2 separate regions of the Homo sapiens genome follow, and region 1 is linked to region 2. The links are chromatin loops, found by intact Hi-C in ENCODE. Cell type or tissue: Caco-2. All regions are shown on one strand.

Region 1 (8,000 bases), 86 kb before region 2:
TACTTATATTTATAACTGAGTAACATTCATTCTGATATAAGGAAATTACTATAAACAAAAGCAAGAGTTTCTCTACTGCAAACGTATTTTAAAGTTTTATGCAAAATAAAATGGTTTTTGTAATTTGGCAGTAGAATCAGGATCCAGGAAATGAGCAGCATGTGGTCATGCTTGCTTTCCTTCTTTAGGAAGGTCTTTGGGTTCCTCTAGCCATCTTTGAAACTTGAATACCCTATGTGTTACAAAGTGTGGGGGAAAGGAGCTGCCCCTTACCTGTTTTTTCTTGGGTTGGGATCTAGGCTGTGATTTTGCCCTTGCTGTTCACATTCTGGCTCAGGGAGAAGCAGAAGCTCCAAGGACCTGGCCAGTGTTAACATTTCAGCTGCCCTCTCTCTCTGGAACTTTGTAGAGGTGGCATGCATATTGGGCTCTCACCTCAGTCTTTTGGCATTCCCTTCCTAAGCACTATGACCCAGCTTCCTGAGTTGCCCTGTGCATTAATCCATTCAGTACTCAGATGTTTCAGGTCCCTGGGCCCGTAATCTGTTTACTCCATGAACCATCTGATGAGCCCGGTGCACTGTTCCCAAACTCTGCTTTCTCTTTTTTTCTCCCATTTGTCCTGTTCACAGGCTGAAAAACAGAGTGGGTACTCTCTTCTGGGAAGCTGGCAACAAATGGATGATGTGATATATGCATTCCAGGGGAAGGGAAATTGTGGTGCTTCTGAACCCATGGTCAATTAACGAGGCAGTTTCTAGCTACTGCACGTACTTCATAAAGCAGGACTCTAAAAGCTTTGGGTAAGTCTTTGTAATGATTTAGATGCTTGAGGTTTTTGTCTTGCTTCATATATCTGAACACAAAGCTTTTTGAATTGATCATAGTTTGTTCCTGTTTATGTTGTATTGTTGACATGTTCTATGCTTGTTCTATAACCTTTTCATTGAAAAATAAGCATTCATTTCTATTGGAGGGAGATAAATGTCCTTTTTTAGAAAATAAAATAACACATTTCTGTGAAAGAACAAACCCAGCATTTCTGTTTGGCATTTGGTTGTGTGATTCTTTTTGGATCTTTATTTTAAAGATTAGGTACCATTTTGTTTAGAGTCGAAAATATTAAATTTTTTGGAGGTTATCCCTTACACTTTCTGCTGCATGCAGTAACTTGCTTTTGTTTGACATAGGAGCTTATGTGATACCATTAGCTAGTATCCTCCTTTTGAAACAGTGAGGGTTTGGGGAGTCCAGCGGGGGTTCATCTGTGTGAATAACTGACAACTGATTCTGGCCATGTCCTCTCTCATCTCTAGGCTCATGATCTCCATCTGCCCAGTGTTCATCTGCAATCTCTGGCTGCCACCTCAGTCTCAATTTGATTAAAACTAAATTCATTCTCAATCCCATATTCAGTTACCTGCCAGGTTATGTCTGTCTCTGTTTATTTAATTGTCCAGGCTTGAACCTTCTTAGATAATTTCGACACCCTCCCCCTCAGCCTTTTTCTATTGCTGCTGCTTTTGTAATGCTTTTGATGTTTTTTCTCCTGATCTTTATGCTTGCGTTACTTCAGTAGTCTACTAGTCGGTTTCTGAAATAATAGTCTCCATTTCTTGTGTATGTGATATGATGAAGAATCTATTATATCTGGCTTTTGTCTTCGGTTCCTGACAATGAGCTTCAAAAAATCTTGGGATTTCCTTATAGATGTATCTTTTGTTATTCATAACAAGAGTCTCTTTTGACCACACCTGAGTTTATCCTAATAAGGTGACTCTGGGTGGGCCCTTAGATAGTTCAGGAAAGGAGCTGTCCACATCAGAGAGACCTTGGAACTTTTAGCCCCATCCCCTGGTCTCTGGGGAGGGGGCAGTGACTAGATAGCAGAGCCCAGTCATCTGGCTAGTGATTTAATCACTGATGCCTAGGTCATGAAGCCCCATATAAAAACCCTGGAATAGCAGTGAACATACTGGTTTGCTAGGAAGATGACACCTGGATTTCTTCAGGGGAGAGCAGGGAAGCTTTGCATCCCTCTGCCCTCTTTCCTAGACCTTGCCCTTGCTCTGTGCACCTCTTCCATTGGGCTGTTCCTGAGTTGTAGCCTTTATAATGAAACTGTGATTGTATAGTGCTTTCACTGATTTCTGTGAGAATCGTTGAAACTGAAGGGAGGTTTTGGGAATCTCTGAATTTGTAGCCAAGTTGGACATTAGTGTGGATAGCATGGGGATAACTGAAGTGAGGGCAGTCTTGTTGGAAACCTTGCTCTTTAACTTGTGGGATCTGATACGAACTCCAGGTAGTGTCAGAATTGAGTTGAATTGTAGGACACCTAGTTGGTGTCAGAGAATTGGTCTCAGAGTGCAGTGTGCTTACCCTTTGACAGGCATTGTGGTATGTGCGCTGCATGCATTATTTCATGTAATGCCCACCATGGTAAGACCTAGATTTTTTTTTATTTGTTTCTAGTTAGTTTTTGGTGTTTTTGTTGTTGTTGGTGTTTTGTTTGTTTGTTTTTTGAAACGGGGTCTCACTATGTTGCCTCCACTTGTCTTGAACTCCTAGGCTGAAGCGGTCCTCCTGCCTCAGCCTCCTGAGTGGCTGAGACTACAGGTGTGTGCCACCAGGCCTGGCCCAGGTCTGATTTTATCATCTTTGTTTTACTGGTAAGGAAAGCCATAACTTGCCCATTGTCACAGAGCAAGGAAGTGTTGGAGAAGTCAGTGCTTTCTGACTTTAAAGCCCTTTACTTAACCCTTTGGGTTGGGCCAACTATCTTCCTTGCTGTAGACATTATTACCCTCCTCTAATCTGGCTGCTGTGGACCACTTTTTCTAAATTAAACTTTTTTTTTTTTTTTTTTGAGACGGAGTCTCGCTCTGTCGCCCAGGCTGGAGTGCAGTGGCGCGATCTCGGCTCACTGCAAGCTCCGCCTCCCGGGTTCACGCCATTCTCCTGCCTCAGCCTCCCGCGTAGCTGGGACTACAGGCGCCCGCCACCACGCCCGGCTAATTTTTTTGTGTTTTTTAGTAGAGACGGGGTTTCACTGTGTTAGCCAGGATGGTCTCGATCTCCTGACCTCGTGATCCGCCCGCCTCGGCCTCCCAAAGTGCTGGGATTACAGGCGTGAGCCACCGCGCCCGGCCTAAATTAAACTTTTATCACATCATTTTTGAACTCAGAACTTTCAGTTACTCTCCATTACTGTAGGATAAAACCCATTATTTGCAGGCAGCCATTCAAGGCCCACTGGAGTCCAATAGGCTCAAATTAATGCTGTCCCAGTCTTTATATACAACAAAAGAAAACAAGCACCTATTGTGTTTCTTGGATGGGGCACTCAGTTTGTATCTCCAGTAAGTTGCACTGGAGATGAAAGTGTATAATTGGAAAGTTAGAGTATATGAAAAGAATGTCCGTATAAAAATAACACATGCTGACCAAGTCAGTAGTACAGGTGATAAGATGCTTCTAGAGTTCAAAAGGGGCACAGCTTCACTAAGCAGGTGTATCTTGAGCTTAGCATTGAAGAGATGGTAGGATTTTGAGAATTGTGACTGAGGGGAGGACCCTTCTGCTCAGGAAGACCATGAGTGAACTGGAAAGGCAGTGCTGATGACAATGAATACTTAAGTTTATCTGGGGGAAACTTCTGAAACCAGGGTCTATTCCTTGTCCCCAGACAAGTTGAAAGTTGCAGCATAGTCTTTTAACTGACAGAGCTTGTGCTAAAGCTTTGTCCTTTGAAGCTAGAGTTGTTTAGAATGAACCAAAATCTATTTCGGGGCTAGCCTGCGTGATAAGGTTGGGTGATTATGTTATAAGAATTACCTTTTTTTGTGTTACGTGAGCTGATCAAAGGAAATTTTAAACTATAAAAGTTCAAAAATTTTTTGGTAGTAGAACATGAGAATAAACATATTCAAAGTAACCAGTCTGAATAGGGAGCATTCTTTAGCATAGATAAGTTTTGGTAAATAGATAGTTTTAAAAAGTCTTCTTTGTACATGAACTCACATCATTATACCCAATCTCTTGGTATTTTTTAGGGTTAGAATCTCTCCTGACCAGCTACTTGGGAGTGCCAGCTACTTGGGAGGCTGAGGCAGGAGGATTGCTTTAGTTGCTCAGGAGTTCAACACCAGTTTGGGCAACATAGCAAGATCCTCTCTCTTAATAAAAAAAGTCAACTTGAATGCTATATAAGTAATATTTATACATTTATATATTTATAAAAAATATATGAAGAACAGATCAGAATTACATTACTCAGAGATAGTTGATAACCATGTTTATTTTTATTATGCTACTTTTATTTATGTCATTACCTATACAATTTTGTAACCTACTTTTTTCACTTTATATTATTAGGATTTTCCCATGTCATAAGATTTTTTGAAAACATGGTTTCTATTAATATATAAACGTTATCATACATAGAGATTTCTTTTTTTGTTTTCTCCTTTAATTAAAAACAGAGTCATTCATTATTTTGTAAGTTGCTTTCTTCACTTCACGGGTCATGTCTACCTTTCTGAATGACTGCTTATGTTAATGTATAGTCAGCCCCTCTGTATCCACAGGTTTTGCATTCATAGATTCAACCAACCATGGATCAAAAATATTTGAAAAAGAATTGCCTCTGCACTGAACATGTACAGACTTTTTTCTTGTCATTGTTCCCTAAACAATATAACTATTTATATAGCATTTACATTGTATTAGATACTATGAGTAATTTAGAGATAAAGTATTTTGGAGGATGTGAGCAGGCTATATGCAAATATGATGTCATTTTATATAAGGAACTTGTGCATATGTTGATTTTGATGTCCTCAAGAGGCCCTGGAACAGATCCCCCATGGATATTAGATGACTGTGCTTCACTTTTTAAAAACTGGTTGCATAATATTCCAGTTATATGGCTATGCCATAATTTAACCATTTCTCTGTTGATGGACGTTTATACTATTTCTAATTTTCACATACAAATAGTGCCTCCGTGAGCATTTTTATCTTTTCTTACTTTTATGAGTACTTTTGTAGGATAGATTAGAATGAAATTATTGTGTAAAAATGTATATGTGTTTTATAATTTGCCAGCCATGCTGAATTTGCCTTTTAAAAGGGCTCTATCAGTTGATTCTCTTAGCAATTGTATGTTTGAGGCCTTATTTTCCTATGCCCTCACTTTGCTGGATACTATCATTGTCAAATATGAAAAAGTAATTGGAAACATGGTGTCATGCTACATATTAGTCTGATTTCTTTCCCTTTTTTTTTAGTGTTCATTTTTGTATGTGACTCTTGATTCTTGGCCCATTTTCCTATTGTAATTCTATAATGTTTTCATATTTTACATGTAACTCTTTAATTCATCTGGAATTTATTTTGATTTTATGGAATGAAACTGCTTGATTCTGGAGGAGATTCAAGGGCTAGTGGGTCTTGAAATTGTGTGTCTGGAAAAATTTAGAGGATAAAAATAAATTTTGCTGCCTTTGGAAAGTAGTTTGTCTCAAATTTATTTAAAAACTTAGTTTATTATTACCCAACTCTATAAAGTATGTTGGGGCAATAAGAAAATCTTGCCAACAAAAAGACCCCTTCTTACCAATGTAGAAGAGAAAGAACGCTCTGTTTTTATTTGCATGTCAGATACGTGCAGATAGGTAGTTTGAGACTACAAAATTTGAGCAGAATTTAACTCATACAGTGAAACAGACAAAACTTCTCTTGTATTCTTGGGGCAAATGGATATACCCTGTGATAGTTTCCTGTGCACCTGATGAAATTCCCGAGTTAATTTCAGTGGTGTTTGTTTGCAGTGTCTAGGGTCAGAAGGCCTATGACCTTGTCATTGTAAATCTGGAGACTAGGATAGTATCTAATTCCTGACGAAAAGGCTTGGCCTATTAGGGTTTTTTTGTTTTTGTTCTTTTTAAATTTTTATTTACTTTTTGTTTTATTTTTTACATAGAGATGGAATTTTGCCATGTTTCCCAGGCTGGTTTCAAACTCCTGAGCTCAAGCAGTCTGCCCACAAAGAGCTGGGATTACAGGCATGAGCCACCATGCCTGGCCAGGCCTGTTAGGTTTTTAAAGAGATCCTCTGTGGTAGGCTGAAAATGGTTCTCTAAAATATTCAAGTCCTAATCCTGGAACCTGTGAAATGTTACCTTGTATGTTAAAAAAAATGGTTTTTGTAATTAAATTGAGGATCTTGATGTCTAGGGCACTTATCCTGGATTATGTGAGTGGTCCCTAAAAGCAATCCTGTGTATGTTTATCAAAGTGAGGCAGAGGGAGATTATACGTACACAGAGGAGGAGGAGGCAGTTGGACCAGGAGGTAGAGATTTGAGTGTTAACGGCCACAAGTCAAGGCATTCCCACAGCCATCAACAGCTGGAATAAGCAAGGAACAGATTCTCACCTGGAGCCTTTGGAGGGAGTGTGACCTTGCTTTTGTTCTAATGATACTGCTTTCAGACTTTTTTTGGCCTCTAGGAGTGGAAGAGAATAACTTTCTGTTTTAAGCCACCAAGTAACTTGTTACAGCAGCGATAGGAAACTACTGTACACCCTAAAGACAAAAGGGCTGTGCCCCTTTTATTAAAACAAGAAAGATTCATTCATTATATTTACTATGTTAATTATTGTGAATAGCACTTAATTCTTATCTACTCTTTGCTAATCACCGTTATTTATTGGTTCTCAGTGTTGAATAACAGGCTAAACACTCTACCAAAATGACATTAAAATGAAAAGTTAACCTCAATAGTAAAGTTAATAAGGAAATATTTTGACTTTTTTTAAGCCTGGAAAGTGAGTAATTTAGAATCATTTATATTATTTTGAGATTTGCTTTTGAATTGAGGACAATAAAGTGTATTTATTTCTCTTATTAGTGAAGTGGCATGAAAGAACAAAAGTCTTCTTTAACAGAAAGAATTTCAAGTCCATTGCATTTTGTTAAAACTTTCCCCAAATTTTATTTTTTTCAACCAAGTGGTAGATTATATAACTAATGTTACAATTAATTTTTTTCTGATTTTTTTTACTGACATATAATTTCTTATATTTTTGATAAAGTAACTCCTTAGAGTTGTCTAGATGAGTTGTATTTTTTCAGTTTGCTGACAAACTATTTTTCTTGCTTTATTAAAAATGATTAAATTTCCTAATTCTGCTTTTACCTATTTGATAATTCTTTATTTTATTAGAATTGTTAGGACTTTGTAAATTTTTTCATAAAGAACCAAGCTCATTTTAAAGTTCCGCTGTTTTTTCTGTGTTTTCTTTTTTTCTTTTCTTTTCTTTTCTTTCTTTCCTGCTTTCTTTTTTTTTTCTTTGAGACAGGGTCTCACTGCCACCTAGGCTGGGCTGGAGCTCCTAGACTCAAGTGATCCTCCCACCTTGGCTTCCCAAAGTGCTGGGATTGTAAGCATGAGTCAATGTGCCTGACCCTTTCTGTGTGTTGTTATCTAATCAATCATTTTTACTGTCATCCATATTTCTATTTTTGTTTTTTAATCACACCTTTTATTTTAAAAATTTGACTGCTTGATTTTAAAATTTGCATTGCTTAGTTTATGTTCTGTTTATTTAAATACTATTTTAGAAACTATTTCAGTACAGCTTTGTATGAATCCTGTAACTTTTGATATGCGATGTCTTTATATTTTTTCTAAATATTCTGTTGCACTGGTTCTAAACTTTGGTGAATATCAGTCTCAGCTGGCAGGCTTATTAAAAATGCAGATATTCCAATTCTACTTAACACTGGGTATAGGGCCTGAGCTTCTGCATTTTTAACAAGCTCCCCACCCCCTGGTAATCTGGATTAACATCAGCATATGGGAACTACAAGTCTTATATATTTTTAATTTTTTCATTAATTCAACAGTTATTTAGGAAGGCTTAAGAATTTCAAATCTTTAGGGTTGTTTGTTTTGAATTACTCTTAGTTTTATTGTATTATAATCAGAAGCT
Region 2 (8,000 bases):
AGTAATTTAAGCCAGGCATAAGTGTAAGCAGCAAACAAAACAGCATGTTTGCCAGTGAGAGTTAAAAAGGGAATTAAAGTTGGAGTTTGCAGGAGGAAATGATAGGAAAAAGAATGGCTGCATCGTAGTGGTCAACTATATACTGTTTGAGACTATACCAGTTTTACCTTGTTGACAATTTGATGTAATTTTAGGGAGTATTTAAGATTGCTATGCGCATTTTTTTTTCAAATAAATGTTTGCTTACCAGATGTTTAGAATATAATTATCTGGTCTATTTAATTCTTGTGCAACTGACTAAAGGAAAACACTGTATCTGTAGTGCCAGGTTGGGAAATGGCTGAGAGTTTAGAATAGAAAGTTCTTTTCTTAAAGTATAAAAGCAATAGACCTATGTAACAGGGTAGGAAATAAATCATTAAAAGTATTTAGATTTCAGGTCAAGTTATAAAGAGTTTTGTTAAATTAACTAAACTGTTTAGAATTTATTAAGATATACAGAATAGATTTTAAGAAAAAATGTTTCATAGAGTTCAACTGTCTCTGATGGTGGTGCATATGTAGATTTTTACTTTTAGCCAATTTTATGACCACTTAACTAGTGAAATGAAATATTAAACTTAAAACAGTCATAAAAAGTCCATTTGCCTAGTGATTTTGTGCCAGGAAATGCATGTGCCAACTGTACGTACCCAACTCATGGCTTCTTGGTTTCTCTGGATCATTAATCACTGTAGAGTGAGAAAAGAGTTTGAGCCTTTTAGAAAGCATGAAAAGGAGAGTAATATTAAAGAGATAGTGATTTAAAACCTGTCCAAGTCATGGATGAAGCCAGAAATTTTCCTGATATGACCTCATGATTTCATATTAAATTGTTATATAATTCTGGAATTCTAAAGCATTACATTCTGCAATGTAGTGTAGTGGTGAAAACTAGGAAAGGCCCACATTGTGATATATCTAGATTATTCAGAGTGAGATCAGAGAGAAGCCAGCAGGAACAGCATGGCCTCTGATGAATGCTTTCATCCATTCTCAGTTTTTCAAGACATACGAAGACTGTTATTGGATATGTAGAAGTTCCTGTAGTGGGCTGCTTTCACAGGATAATGGAAACTGGATAGGAAGCTGTTCAGAAGTTCAGCCTCCCAGAATATAAACTGCCAAAATATTAAATAATTTTTTTAGTCAAATCTGATGAAATGATTAGAATTTTATTTTACATGCTGTTGGTATTTTTACATATGAATTTTTCTTTTTAGAGATCATGAATAAAAACAACTCAGTTACAATGTGTTGTTTACCTTTTTAGTACACTATAGGAACATGATTATAATGCATGCTGCTGTTAACATGAAAGTGGTTCAATACAGTGATATGGGAATTGGAAAGACTCATGTGGTCAGATTTTCAGTTTGATCTGTAGTTTATTGATGTATTTATAAACATTACAATAAATTTGTGTAAATAAATGTGCCATTGCTAACACAGTTTTAAGAATTACTAAATTTACTGAAGTCACCTTAATTTTATTTACTATCACATGTTAGCCACAAAGAATAGATGTCTGTTTGACATATTTAAAATCTATAATGCCTAACTTTACCTCCTGTGAGAAGGAAAACTCCCCCTTTCTTACCCAGCTTCCTCCTACTTAAAACAGACATTCACTAAAATTAGAACAAAGTCATGAATATTTTTGACTCTATCCAGTTTGGTGGGTTCTTTTTTTAATTCAACACAATTTCATGCTGCCCTCCTGCTCATAACAAGAATAAGATGAATGGATTCATCTTATTGATGAATGTATTAAGATGAATAGATTCATCTTATTGGCGATTTTGTGCCAGGAAACTCACATGCTAGTTGTCCCTTCCCAAATTAAGCCCCCACAGGACTCAGTAACACTCCACTCCTGCCAGTTCCTTTAGTGCAATCATAGGCATTAGTTTTGCTACCTACAGTAGGTAAAGGTGCCTTATTACCCAAAAGTAACAACAGCTTGAGCCTTCCTGGAATGAATCTCTGCAGCTAGTGTGTTTGAAGCTCCACCTGTGACTCTTTCTTCAAAGGGGGCTTCTAGTCAAGGATTCCTAGCTACTTATTAACTATGCTATAGCTATTACTGTCACAGCAAACTTTCTGATGTCCTGGCCTTCTTTATTATATTGATAAGATTATGGTATCCTATTAAATAATCATATAAAGCTTCACAACAGCCTTCTTCCTCTGTGTTATTCCACATATTACTTAATAACTAAAGGTCAGAAGTAGTATTTTACTAATCTTAACAGTGAACCACTGTGATGCACACATCCTATGACAGAGAATGAAAATACCAGATACTGGCTTTCTCAGCCTCCTGTCAGCAGGGATGGTTGTTTGAGCCAGTCTAACCAAAGGGTCTTATGGGAGTCTGTTGGAGTCTCTGGGAAAGATACTCCTCCTTAATAAGATGAAAGAAGTCAATGAAGGTCCAGTGCCACTCTTTTCTGCTTGTGGACAGTATTGTGTTAGCACATGAGGCTTGGAACTTTTGCAGGCATTCCCTCAAAGAGGGGGAGGTCCTCAGACATCAGGAGGATGGCATAGTAGAGTGGGAGATCCTGGCTCCTGAACTAGCGTTGGGGCCAGACTTTATTTTACGTGAGAAGCGTAAACCCAAATTGTTTATATGACTTTTAGATTGGTATTCTGTTATTTATAGCCAAAAGCATCCTGATGTAACTTGCTTTCCCCTATTTCACCAAGCCATAAGAAATGTATCCATTGTTTGATTTACTCGTTCAGTAAATTTTATTAATGCTAGTCATGAATGAAAATTTTTATGAAAACCATCAAATAAAGTAGAATATGTTAAACATATTTTAGTTCTGTTGCCTGGAAGACACACATACATCTCTGCTTGTTTTTAGATATATAACAGATTATTTCATTTTAGCAATTCTATTGGTATTTGAAACATAAAGTTTTGGTAATTGTTGATTTTGTAGTTTTGGTTGCCAGCATTGCTTGGCCGAGATGAGTTTTGATGCATGGCCGGGAGGGTGGTAAGTAGTGGGGATATACGTTTGTTGACGAAAAGAATCGAACTCTGTAAAATATTTGAAGAGATTTATTCTGAGCCAAATGTGATTGACCATGGCCTGTAACACAGCCCTCAAGAAGTCCTGAGAACATGTGCCCAAAGTGGTCGGGGTACAGCTTGGGTTTATATATTTTAGGGAGCCACGGGACATCAATCAAATACATTTAAGAAATACATTGGTTTGGTTCAGAAAGGTGGGACAACTTAAAGCAGGGGCTTCCAGGCTATAGGTAAATTTAAACATTTACTGGTTTACAATTGGCCGAGTTTATGTGAAGACCTGGGATTAATGGAAAGGATTGTTTAGGTTAAGGTAAAGGATTGCGGAGACCAGGTTTTTTTGTGCAGAGGAATCTCTCAGATAGCAAACTTCAGAGAGAGAGCAGGTTGTAAAATGTTTCTTATCAGATTTAAAAGGGTGTCTGGCTCTTAGCTGATTATCTCCTAGATCTGGAAAGAAAGGAAGGAAAATAAAGGGATAAGGGGATTATCTATATAATGTGGATTTTTCCCACAAAAAACTTTACAAGGCAATTTCAAAGTATGGCAAGGTAATATATTTTGGGGTAAAACATTTTGATTTTTTCCCTTGTTATGCCTGAGTAAGACTGGAAAGTAAGTCACAATATACAGGGTTAAACAAAGCTCATGTGATGAGAATTTATGGTTTGTAGGGCATGACTCCCTAGATCCCTTAGAAAGGAATTTGGGCAAGATAAAAAATTAGAGCTTAGCCTTTACTTTCTTCCATTGGGAAGAAAAGAAAGGTTCAATTCATTTAAATCATCTGCCAGGCAGTTTTACCAGGATTACCTTTCTTTCTAGAATGACATTGAGAACTAAGTAATTTTTTAGGATGGCATTGAAATCTAAATAACTTAAATGAAGCTTTTGTTTTGAATGTGTTATCTGACTTCTGAACAGAGCTGAAGCCCTGAGCTGTGTGAAGTTGACAGTTTCTTTGGCCAGGAGAAATGGCTGGGGGCTTTAAGGTTATCTAATCAATCACTTACTGACATTAATGCAATTGGTTACCTAAATTGGATATCCTGTTGATGTGTACTATTTCTAATACCTCAGCAAATTTACATTGCGTTAGGCTGCTAGATATCCCAGATGTGAGCTAGGAAGCGAATTTCACCTCTAGTACTTTTAGTACCCTTAGGTCTGCTGAAAATTGAGGAATTCCTTTGCTTAAATTAATAATTACATTCTAAAATTATCTAAAAGATATGCTTTTATAATGGTAACTTCAGTAGAAAGAAATTCAGAATTTGGAGGGAGCTTTAGGGTTTTGAATCTGCTTTGTATTTGGTGGAAAAGCACAAATGAAATAAATCACATAATAATCAGTTTTGAACCAACTTTGAAATGGCACTTTGCAATAATAATAGAAAAGATATGCAAGATGAACCCTCTGTATCTCATAGTTGGTAACTTTAATAGATAATTTGACTTCCATGCCTTCAGTTGTTCTTTGTCTTGGGGCTAAGTATCTGTAAATTGTGCAGGTATTTTAAAAGAGAAAGGCAACATTGTAAGACCTGGGGGAAAATGAATTAGCTGTTGTATTTATTATATATGTCATTTAAAAAATATGGCTTTTCTCCATTTATTTCATATAACAAATCTTACAGAAAATATTTTCCTTATGCTTGAAGTCAGATGTTTCTGAGTGTTACACTGTTGTGTAATGAATACCAGGCAGGGACATATTATGTAGCCAAGAATTAAAAATGTTCTTCCACAATGAAAATAATGTCAAAACTATATCTTTAGAAATGCTGTTACTGATAATCTTCAATTATTACAACCAAGTAATATGGTATAGTAAGCGAATTCCAAGTAAGATTATTTAGGCCTTGATTTTGAATGGAAAATGGCCATTATTTGTGTATTTTTTTAGTCAAACACAAGTTTGCATCAACAAATAGATGTTCTGAAGTAAACTTTTTATATGGAATCATTTTAGATTTATTGAAAATTTGTAATAACAGTACAGAGAATTTTCCTATCTTTTTCACCCAGCTTCTCTGATGTTAACATCTTATATGGTATATCTGTTGAAACAAGAGGTTAATTTTGGTGCAATACTATTAACAATGGACTTTATTCAGACTTCACCAATTTTTCCACTAATGTCCTTTTGTGGTTCTAGGATCCAACTGAGAATACCACCTTGCTTTTTAGTCATTGTATCTTCCTAGTCTTCCTTCATTTTGTGATAGTCTTTTCTTGCTTTTCATGGTGCCTTTGAAAAGTACTGGTTGGACATTTTGTAGAATGTTCCTCAGTTTGGGTTTGTCTGATGTTTTCTTGTGATTAGACTAGAGCTGTAGGCTTGGGGGAAGAATACTGTAGAGGTGGAGTACCCTTCTCATGTCAGAGGTTCATGATATCAACATGGCTTATCACTGGTGATGTTAATCTTAATCACTTAGTTAAGGTGGTATCTGTCAGGTTTCTTTACTGCAAAGATGCTGTTTTCCCCTTTACATTTACATACTCAATCCACTAAGCACAGCCCACACTCAAAGGCTGGCTGTTGGGGGAAAGGAATGAAGCTCTACTTCCTGGAGTGCAGACTATTTATATATATTATTCATACTTCTGTGGAAAATATTTGCCCCTACTCCCCATTTATTTAATTAGTAATTTAATAATATCAATATGGACTCATTGATATTTATTTTAATTTTTAGATTATAATCTGGTACTATCATTATTTTGCTGCTGAAAGTAATGGCCAGCTTTGGCCATTGGGAGTTTTCTTTTCTTGAGACAGGGTCTTGCTCTGTCATCCAGGTTGGTGTGCGGTGGTGCGTTCACAGCTCACTGCATCCTTGACCTCCTGGGCTCAAGCAATCCTTCCGCCTCAGCCTCCTTAATAGCTGGGACTATAGGTACATGCCACCTTGCCTGGCTAATTTAAAATAAATTTTAAAAGACAACAACTTTTTTTTTTGTAGAGAAGTGGTGGGTATCGCTACATTGCCCAGGTTGGTCTTGAACTCCTGGGCTCACGCCAACCTCCTGCCTTGGCTTCCCAAAGTGCTGAGATTATAGGCATGAGCCACTGCGCCTAGCCTGGGAGTGCCTGAAGGTTGGCTCTTATGTCCTTTTGACATACTACCATCTTTTTTCTTTTAACCACTTATTTTTTTGGCACTTTAAATTCTCCAGGTTCATCTTGTATTTTTCCTTGCCCCATCCCTAGACTCAGCATTTCGCTAAGGAGCCCTAGATCCCTTTTTTTTATGAAGAATGATGTGAGAAACTAAAATCTAGGCACTTACTATGCTCTGTATGAGTTTTCCATTGCAGCTTATACTACAAATATAGAGTGGTTTAAAGGACACAAATTTATTATATAACAGTTTTAGAGGTTTGATGTGGGTTCTACTGGGCTGAAATCAAGGCATTGGCAGGACTGGTTTCTTTCTGTAGGATTGCTACGGGATCTGTTTCCTAGCCTTTTCTAGCTTCTAATGGATGCCTACATTCCTTGGCTTGTGGCCCCTTCTTCTGGCTTCAAAGCCAGCATTGGCTGGTTGAGTCCTTCTCACATCAGTACTAAGTCATCTTGTGCCTCCCTCTTCCACTTAAAAAAAATTTATTTTTAATTTTCATAGGTACATAGTAGGTATATATTTATGGGGTTTCTCTCCCACCTTTAATGACACTTATGATTACATTGGGCCCACTAGAATAATCTAGGCTAATCTCACTACCTTAAATTCGTCTGATTAGCAATCTTAATTCCCCTTTGCTGTATAACACAGTGCCTTCACAGTTCCAGGAATTAAGATGTGGACATCTTTTGGGGGATGATTATTCTGCCTACCATATGTTAATTGCTACTGGGATGTCTTTGATTATAGGTCCTCTCAGTGTGCAAAGCTAGGAATGTACTTAGGAATCAGTTTTGCAACAGGAAGAAATATCTCAGATAATAGCTCATTTAGAAAATTGGTCAAATTTCCAATCTCATATAATATGAAAGATGAGTTTGGTCTCTCTCATGTTAACATGAACCCCAAAATTGTAACATGACCAAGAAGCCTCATTGTCAAGCAAGAATTTTTACTGTCTGCATGTGTATATGATTATGTTTGTGGAGTCTAGTGAAATTTGTAGTACAAGTGGTTTCTCCATTTTTCTCCACTTTTTGGTGTGTCAAGTTTGAAATTATATTTAGAATTAAGTTTGTTAGAGTATTATGTAATTATTACTTGCTCATATTTTATACTTTGATTTCTATCTTGTATTTTCAGCACAGTCACATTTGAAACCTAATGATACAGGCATACTACAACAGGATTGTTGCTGCAAAAATGTCATAAAATTACCTGTCATCAGAGTTTTTAAAAGCCTTCGTGGAAATTAATCATCTTAGAAGAGGGATGTGGAGAGCATTACCCAGTTTGTAATGTGAGTTCAGAAAAGATAGATCTTCCTTAACTTTATCTATCCAGCATTTAGCACCCTAATAAAAGTTGAAATTCTGAAAAGTATAACTACTTGTTACTTAACTCCCTGATTTATTTGTATAACTACTATTAATTATGGACAGATCCATACTCAGTAAATACAGTATTTTCTTATGATCTTTGTGATAAAAGTTTATATAAAATTTGCATCTGTTCCTATTGTTCATTCTCATTTAATAGAGGCCTATGGGTAGCATTTCTGTGGTTGCATCCACATCGTTTATTCAGGATTGAAAATAATGTCGAAGGAGCAGTTGTCTGTCTTTCTTCCGCCCTGCTTTTTCTTCTGGTGTCATATTCATAGTGCCATAGTAGATGCCATATTGAGTTACTACAAGGACAGCAGTGATAAATTTTACCCTATTGTTGAGATTGAGTTATTAGAGCATTAGGTGAGTAGTGCTGATGTTTTCATTACTCAG

The links. Hi-C counts contacts between places; a loop is a spot of excess contacts. Peaks named below come from ENCODE experiments on the same cell type or tissue, not always from the same donor. Only the 100,000 strongest peaks of a DNase experiment are listed, where the experiment ranks them.
Region 1: a loop joins it to region 2, with 2.8 times the contacts of the local background. A loop is called at or near these places in 3 of 110 quality-filtered maps.

What each region holds. Positions count from the first base shown.
Region 1 is chr2:30,458,920-30,466,919 of GRCh38, forward strand. All of the region lies in intron 1 of LCLAT1 (lysocardiolipin acyltransferase 1), which reads left to right. Among named protein-coding and RNA genes, the nearest start is that of LCLAT1, 16 kb to the left of the region's middle. In Caco-2, no CTCF peak of the experiment used is centred here; no DNase peak of the experiment used is centred here.
Region 2 is chr2:30,545,131-30,553,130 of GRCh38, forward strand. All of the region lies in intron 3 of LCLAT1 (lysocardiolipin acyltransferase 1), which reads left to right. Among named protein-coding and RNA genes, the nearest start is that of LCLAT1, 100 kb to the left of the region's middle. In Caco-2, no CTCF peak of the experiment used is centred here; a DNase peak (open chromatin) is centred at 4,041.